3 separate regions of the Mus musculus genome follow, and all the other regions are linked to region 1. The links are chromatin loops, found by intact Hi-C in ENCODE. Cell type or tissue: heart. All regions are shown on one strand.

The links. A loop is a pair of places that touch in the nucleus more often than their neighbours do. Peaks named below come from ENCODE experiments on the same cell type or tissue, not always from the same donor. Only the 100,000 strongest peaks of a DNase experiment are listed, where the experiment ranks them.
Region 2: a loop joins it to region 1, with 2.4 times the contacts of the local background. A loop is called at or near these places in 18 of 42 quality-filtered maps.
Region 3: it touches region 1 in a loop (2.2-fold over the local background); 2 of 42 quality-filtered maps call a loop at or near these places.

Annotation. Positions count from the first base shown.
Region 1 is chr2:166,083,785-166,086,284 of GRCm38, forward strand. Sulf2 (sulfatase 2) reads right to left here. Exons shown (of 21, transcript NM_028072.5): 8 at 1,899-2,027; 9 at 602-658; 10 at 72-201. Among named protein-coding and RNA genes, the nearest start is that of Gm52534, 35 kb to the right of the region's middle. In heart, a CTCF peak has its summit at 1,365 (motif pointing right); DNase peaks (open chromatin) are centred at 527 and 1,367.
Region 2 is chr2:166,785,742-166,788,241 of GRCm38, forward strand. No RefSeq gene overlaps it. Among named protein-coding and RNA genes, the nearest start is that of Trp53rkb, 6.8 kb to the right of the region's middle. In heart, a CTCF peak has its summit at 1,018; a DNase peak (open chromatin) is centred at 1,070; H3K4me3 peaks cover 1,637 bases; H3K27ac peaks cover 1,148 bases; H3K27me3 peaks cover 313 bases.
Region 3 is chr2:166,325,860-166,328,359 of GRCm38, forward strand. No RefSeq gene overlaps it. Among named protein-coding and RNA genes, the nearest start is that of Gm30733, 41 kb to the left of the region's middle. In heart, no CTCF peak of the experiment used is centred here; a DNase peak (open chromatin) is centred at 1,272; H3K27ac peaks cover 258 bases.

The DNA of each region.
Region 1 (2,500 bases):
GGGACCAGAGCCTCCCATGTAACCATGGCAACCACACCCCAGAGGACCCAGAAGATCCGCCATCTCCTCACCTGCCCCAGCTGTTCGCATGCTGTCTGGTACTCAGCTCGCTGACACAGGTCCTTCACGCGCTGGTACTTGGGCAGGAAGTTCTCCTCCTGGGCATTCACTTTGTCACCCTCCCTCTTGTGGAGCAGTTTGCTGAGGGAGATGCGGGGCTGGTTGAACTGGGTGGAGCCCTGGGGCAACTTGTGCTTGCCTAGGCTGCCGGCCCTGCATAGCTCTGTGGAGACCTACTGTGGAGGATGGGTGGCTGGTGGCTTGAGAGCACCTGGGTTTTAATGGGAAGTCTACAGGAGCTGTCTATCCCAGATGGCCTGAGTTAGGATTAAATGAACAGTGATGACATCGTACAGGCTCTGCCAAGTATGTTGAATGGGGACATGTGGCCTCCAGATTCGAATTCTGCATGAGCCACCCAATTGTGACAGGGAATTTGGACACAGCTCTGAGTCACCCAGTCACTAGCACAGCACTATTCAGCCTCCCACAGTCTTGTGACCACTCCTCATGGGGGTCTTCCTGCCCGGCCGGCACTCACCCTCTCTCCACCAGGAAGGAGTCTCGCCAGACCCTCAGCTTCTTTTTCAAGTGGAACCTAGAAAACAAGCAGGTCCAGCATCCTGTCTGCCGGGTTCCCGTGTCCCCAGCCCTGTCCACAGGTTCTCCATACCCTGGGCCAAGTGGCAGTCATTGAGTGACACTGGAAAGGTTTCCACACCCCAGGGACAGGGCTGCTTCTCCAAGATGTGTTCTGAATGCCTCTTTGTGGTTGAAATGGGTACAGTTACATGGGCATTTGCACGTGTGTGTGTGTGTTTGTGTGTGAGTTTTGGAGTCTCTCAGGAGCCCAGTTCTGGGCTAATGAGTGCCTGCAGGGGGTCATTTCTCCTGATCTATGAGATAACCAAGAAGTCAGACTCTTCGTCACAATGGCTATGACTTTTGTGGCCCTATTGATGGGTGGTGGGACTGACCGGGAGTGTGTTCCAGGTGTCCTGGGTGGCTGAAGGAAGCAGCAATGAAATGGGGGAAAAAAAAAAACAAAAAAAAAAAAACAGAAAGGAAGGTGGAAAGGAAGGTGGCTAGAGATGAGGAACCAGAAAGGCAGGAGCGACCCCTTGTGGTCCCCGATTCTCAAGTGTCCTGTGCCCCTACACTCTGCATGTGTCCATTTTAGACCCTTCCAGCCCCCTTCGTTGGAAGATGTACCGACCTTACAGGGCCACCAGCCACCTGTAGATCTCAGGGCTGGGCCCCCTGGGAGGAAAGTCTAGGAGAGGCTCACAGAAAGATCTGTTATCCAGGGGGCAGTTTCACTGTTGACCACAAGGGGTCGCTCCTGCCTTTCTGGTTCCTCATCTCTAGCCACCTTCCTTTCCACCTTCCTTGTTTTGTTTTCCCCATTTCATTGCTGCTTCCTTCAGCCACCCAGGACACCTGGAACACACTCCCGGTCAGTCCCACCACCCATCAATAGGGCCACAAAAGTCATAGCCATTGTGACGAAGAGTCTGACTTCTTGGTTATCCTCTATCTCTCTAGGATTCAGAGAACACAACTTTCCTTTACTGGGTTACTATGAGGGCCAACGTGCTGGAGTGCCCGGGGCACAGCACAGTGCTACTGTTAACTTTGGGCTTTTCATCCTTTTAGCTTTGGAAGGTCCTTAGCTCCAAATGGGAGGATAGAATCCCAGAGAGGGCTGGTCCTTCAATCTCTCATGGGTTAGTGGGGGGCACCTAGATCCTGATTCCAGTGGCCTTCCCAGTTCCCCGTGGTTGAGTTCCCCCTGGCTAGGGAGCCTCCTTCCCTGGGTCTCTCTTGCTCCTTCTCACCGGTTCACTGGCCGCTCTGAGTCCAGTAGTTTGAGAATAGACTTCCCGTCCATGTCTGCAGGGATGTCCAGTCCAGCGATATCCAGTATGGTGGGGGCCAGGTCAATGTTGAGGACAATGTGGGGGTTCCTGGGGAACAGAGAGGGAGTGGAAACTTGGCCACCTGGGTGGCAGCTTAGCTTGGGACAGAGGCATCTGGAGGTGAAGAGGGAGGGACATCTGCAAATGAGAGAGCTTCCATCCTGACACTCTGACCCGTAGGGAGGCCAGTTCCAGCCGGACCGTCCGGTGCTGCACTGTCAAGGTTACATGCCCTAATACTATCCTCCTCTGCCTCTAGGGTTCATGCCCGCCCTCTTGTTGGTTCTTGCTGGCTGGGCACGCACAGTCTGGCCTCTGAGCACCTGTTATACTCGACCCAGAATGATTTTCCTCGAGGCAGCCGTGTGTCGCTTTTAGCTCTTAACAAGGAGTCTGGTGACAAGCCCCATAGGCTTGGGGACCCCACTCCTGGGATCACATTAGGGTGATCCACTCAGTAGCCACCCATGTGAGAGGGGCCCGGCAAAGACTATGAGGGATGGGTTGGCGCTCCAGCTGTT
Region 2 (2,500 bases), 700 kb after region 1:
TCCTCTGGAAGAACAGAATGTGCTCTCAACCACTGAGCTATCTCTCCAGCCCCTGTCTTGCACTTTAAAATATTTTAAATTACGTTTACTTATCTACTCAGGGAGGTGACACTTAGGGACAACTTGCATCTATCATTTCTCCTCCTTCCACCATCTGAGTCTCAGGGATGGAACTCAGGTGACCAGGCTTGGTGCAATCGCCTTTACCTGCTTAGCCATCTCACCAATTTCTGATAACTTCTTTTCCATGACCACCGATGTCTTTTACTCCTTGATTAGTTATCAGAGTGGTTAGCATGCCCTGGCACAGAACAGGTATGGTCGTTAGGGTGCTGTTCCGATCAGTTTTCTCACCCAAAGGACAAAAGAGAAAGTTACCACCAAGCTGCCTAGGAAGTAGCACTGGCCTGTGCTTCTCTCACAGGCTGTGCGGACTCGATTCATTTAAAACTCTTGTAAATAGAATCAACGAATGAAGCAAGACTGACGATTGGGGAATGAAAGAGACCACGGTGAGAGGTGATACCTGACGGCAGAAACTGTACCCACCACGCATGCAGGGCAGACCCCGAATCTACCCTGCACTCATTCCATACAGAAATGCAGATTCGCTTCCACCCCGCACCTGCCTCAAACTCTTCCTCCGCAAAGTCTCCATACCACACACATCGCCTCCGCCCCATACGCCGCATCCACCGCGCACTCACCCAACACTCGCCACAGACCCTGCATCCACTTCACACATTCCATATTCACTTGGCACAGACCACAGACACAGCATCCACTCGCAGAGGACAGACCTCTCTCTCAACATCAAGCCTGTACACACTGGAGAACCCACATCCACCCCACACAGATCTCAAACCCCTGCATCCTCCTGTTCCTGCTGGTCGCGAAACCTTCCTCAGCGCGGCTCCCAAGAGGAAACTAGCTGCTCCCTCCGGGCTATCGACCCGGACTCGGTCCGGGATACCGACACCGACTAAGCCCGGGCATCTTGGTGGGCCACCAGTGCTCTGAGGAGCTGAGTGGCGACGCGGGGGATCGCTGGGATTTGTAGTTCCAAGGCCACGCCCAGCACTACGGGTCCCAGGAGGCCGTGCGTGCGACAGGGGCGTGGTCACACTGCCTAAGAGGCTTTCTCCTCCCCGGAGCTAAAGAGAGCATAGTTTTCCCCCCATGCTTGTCTCCATCCTGGAGTCCTGACATCTATGGCGTGTTCATTGTGGGCCAAACACCGTTTCTCAAGACTAGTAGCTGAGGCGGCAGCGTCAATACTTTTTAGACGAGCAAACTGAGGCCCGAGGTCAGGAGCCCTAAGTCACTGGTTTGAAAGGGCATTGGGTCACAAGGCATTCAGACCCCAAGTATCACGGTTTACATCAGAGAACAGCTTGCGATACAGTGGGGGAAACTGGTGCCGCCAGAAGTGGCACAAACTGTCACCCCATGTCTCCTGACATGATGAAAAGCAGAAGAACACTAGGTAGTGTTCTTGCCTCCGCCACCCCCCCCCCCAAAAAAGTGTCTCAGCTATTACAAAAGAAGAGAACCCGACAGGAGCAACATGATATAGGGAGAATTTGGGGAAATCTCAGTGACTACCTTTCCCGACTGTCAAACCTGAAGAGCTGAATGGTAGCATCGGAACCTAAATCTAGAAGAATCTGACAACTTTATAGGGCCAAATCCAGTGGGGGAGAGAGAGGGAAGGAGGGAGGGAGTAAGAGAGAGAGAGAGAGAGAGAGAGAGAGAGAGAGAGAGAGAGAGAGAGAGAGAGAGAGGCAAAAGCTGCTGCAAGGGGGCTGGGGACATGGTTCAGTGAGTCCAGATCTCCAACAGTCACGGAGGCGCCCTTGGGGTTAGGAGTAAGCAGAGATGACATGATCCCTGGGGCTCACTGAAGTTCAGTGAGAAAGCCTATCTCAAAAAAGCAAGATGGAAGGTGATGGAGAGATGGCTCCGTGGTTAAGAGCACTTGTTATTCTTCCAGAGGTCCAGGGTTTGATTCCCAGTGCCCATATGTTGGCTCACAGTGGTCCATAGCTCCAGTTCTGCTACCAGGGAACTCATAACTGTTTCTTTATTTGACCTTCACTGGCACCAGGCACCCATGAGGTACACAATTATACATTTGCCAAACACACATATAAATAAAATATACCTTAATTTTTGTTTGTTTGTTTTTAGAGACAGAGTCTCTTTGTGTAGCCCTGGCTATCCTGGAACTCCCTCTATAGATCAAGCTGGCCTTGAAACTCACAGATTATCCACCTGCCTCTGATATTAAAGTGCTGATAATAAAGGCATGTATCACCACACCTGGGTCAAAATATAATTTCAAAACACATTTGTGTGAAAAAGCCAAATCATCTAAAGAGCAGTCTCTTGGCAATCAGTTTGGACCTAAGTATCAGACAAATATTCCAGCAGGACAGGTGGAGTCAAAAGTTAAAGAATTAAGGTGTATGCCCGGCGTGGTGGTGCACGCCTTTAATCC
Region 3 (2,500 bases), 240 kb after region 1:
GAAGGGAGCCAAAATGGTGTGCACGAGAGAAGACCAGAGAGGGAGCCAAGAGGAGAGAGCAAGGACAGAAAAAAAAAAAAAAGACAAGGTAGCAGCAGCCTGGAGCTGGCGTGGTCAGGCCCATCGGGACTACAGGCTGAGTTCAGACCCTGCCTGGGCAACTTATCTCGACCCTGTCTAAAATATACAGTGAACAAAAGAGCTGGAGGCAAGGTTCACTAGTAGAGGGCTTGCCTAGCATTCTGAAGTCCATAGGTTCAATTCTCGGCACCACCATCACGGGGGTTGTGGGGGGGGGGAGAGATTGTGGAGAGACTACGGGTAGGGGGAGAGCAGGGGAGGAAAAATGGGTGAGCACAGGAGGGAGGCTGACTGGTACCCAGCCTTTTCTAGAGGGTCACAGGCATGACTCCATTCCACACCACCCCCAGCGGCAGGAATCATGTTATAAGTAGATGAAGATTGTTGGCGTTGTAGAGGCATGGCCTTTGATTTGATTTATTCTTTTGATTGATTTTACTTTATTTTTTTATTTCTTGTCTAGGTCATTGTCGTATCTTTAACACAAAGAATGCCGTCTGACGCAATGGATGCTTAAGAGATACTTGCTGAATGAAGACTAAAGACTGAAAGTGACGGACAAGAAAGGCGGTACGCCTTGGATGGATATTTCTCCAAGAAAGATAAGCACACTTCTAGTACCCCTCACTCACCATCAAGGATGGAAATTGAAAACTCTGGGGAGTTTTAATTTAAAATGCCAGAGGGGGCCCAAAGGTTAAGAGCACCGGCCGCTCCTCCAGAAGCCCCAGGTTCAGTTCCCAGCACTCACGGGGCAGCTACCAGCTGTCTGAAACTCCAGTCCCAGGGGATCCTACTCCTCAGAAAAGACCTCAAAGGATATTGCACACTCACGGTGCACATACATGCATGCAGGTGAGTCCTTTGCACACTAAATAAAAATAATAAAATCTTAAAAATCACTAGCGAGGCTGAGAAGCTGCTCTCACCCTCACTAGGAGGGCTGCTATGGAAACAAACACAAGCAGAAAATAATGAGTTTGGGATAAGGATGTGGAGACTGGTAAATCTTACACACTGATGATGGGACTGTAAAATAGCAAGGTCACCACTGGAAGCAGTATGGCAGCTCCACATAGAAGTGAGACTAACAGCTGCCAAGCCCCCATGAGGCTCCAGGCTTACCCCATGCACCAAGGAGGAAACAACTTGTCTGGATCTGGAACCAACTAAGAGGCAAGCTCCGGGCTTTTCTTGATTGGATTATCTGAAACACGTGGGTGGCGCCTTCTGGTGGCACGGGATGGGGGACTCAGAAGAAGGAAGCTGTTTTTCTCCTGCTTGCTCTTCCTCTTGCTGGCTGGTTCATCTATCCCATTGCTGTAGCAATGGACTGAAACTCAGCAGCTCTCCGGGCCTCTTCCAGGCCATCAGGGTCAGATTGGACCTGCAAGAGCATCCAACCTCATGCCTTCCAGGTCTTTCCGTGTGAGCCAGTCATTGTTGGTCTTCGCAGGTGATGCTGTTTAAGCCACTCTAACAAAACAGATCCCTTCCTCTAGGGAACCTAACTAACACACAATGTGATTCACCCACTCCATCCCATTCCAAAGAACTGATTTCCACAATGGAAGGCAACGTGTGCACACGCATGCGCCGGTGTCCTCAGCGTTAAATATCATGCAAGTGCCCCTTGCTCAGTGAGCAAACAAAGAAAATGTGACCTACCCACATGGTAAAGTAGTATTCCGTTCCCAAAAGGGAGAGAAGTCAAATGGGTGAAGGGTTATGGTACAGCGAAACCAGCCAGTCTCATGAAGGCAAACTCTGTACGACTCCTCTCCCATGATGTACCTACATGGGTATTTTCATAGGGACGGGAAGTTGAGGGTGGATGTCCCGGGCTTGGTAAGGTGGAGAGCAAATGCAGATATTTGGTTAGAGTTCCAGTTTTGTTACATGAAGGATTCTGTGGGCGGCTGGTAGAGATGGCCACACAGCACCACGTATGACTTGAAGGTAGATTTTATATGTGTGCTTCATATTTGTGTATATGAACACATTTCAGGTTCTGACAGTCTCTGCCTCCCCCGTGCTGGGATTACAAGCACTCGCCACCACACTGTATGAGTGCCAGGGAGCAAACTCAGGTCTCATGCTTGCCAGGCAAGCACTCCACCAACAGAGCTATCTTGTCTGCCCCCAGGTGCAATGGTGAAATAAATGGTACTAGCTGAGGGAAGAGAACAGCGACCGGGAGCTGCTGGTCCCTGCTGCAGTCTTGGTCCCAGGCACTGGCAGCTGTGGAGTCTTCTTAGGGCTGGTCAGTAGAGTCTCAGCCTCAGGGGACACAGAAGAGGAAAAGACAGGAAGACACAGAGACTGCATAGAACCCACCAGGTCTGAGGGAAAGGAAGATGGCTAGGATAAGCATGAGGGGTTGGCGAAGGGTAAGGCAAAGAGACATGGGCAGGTTGGT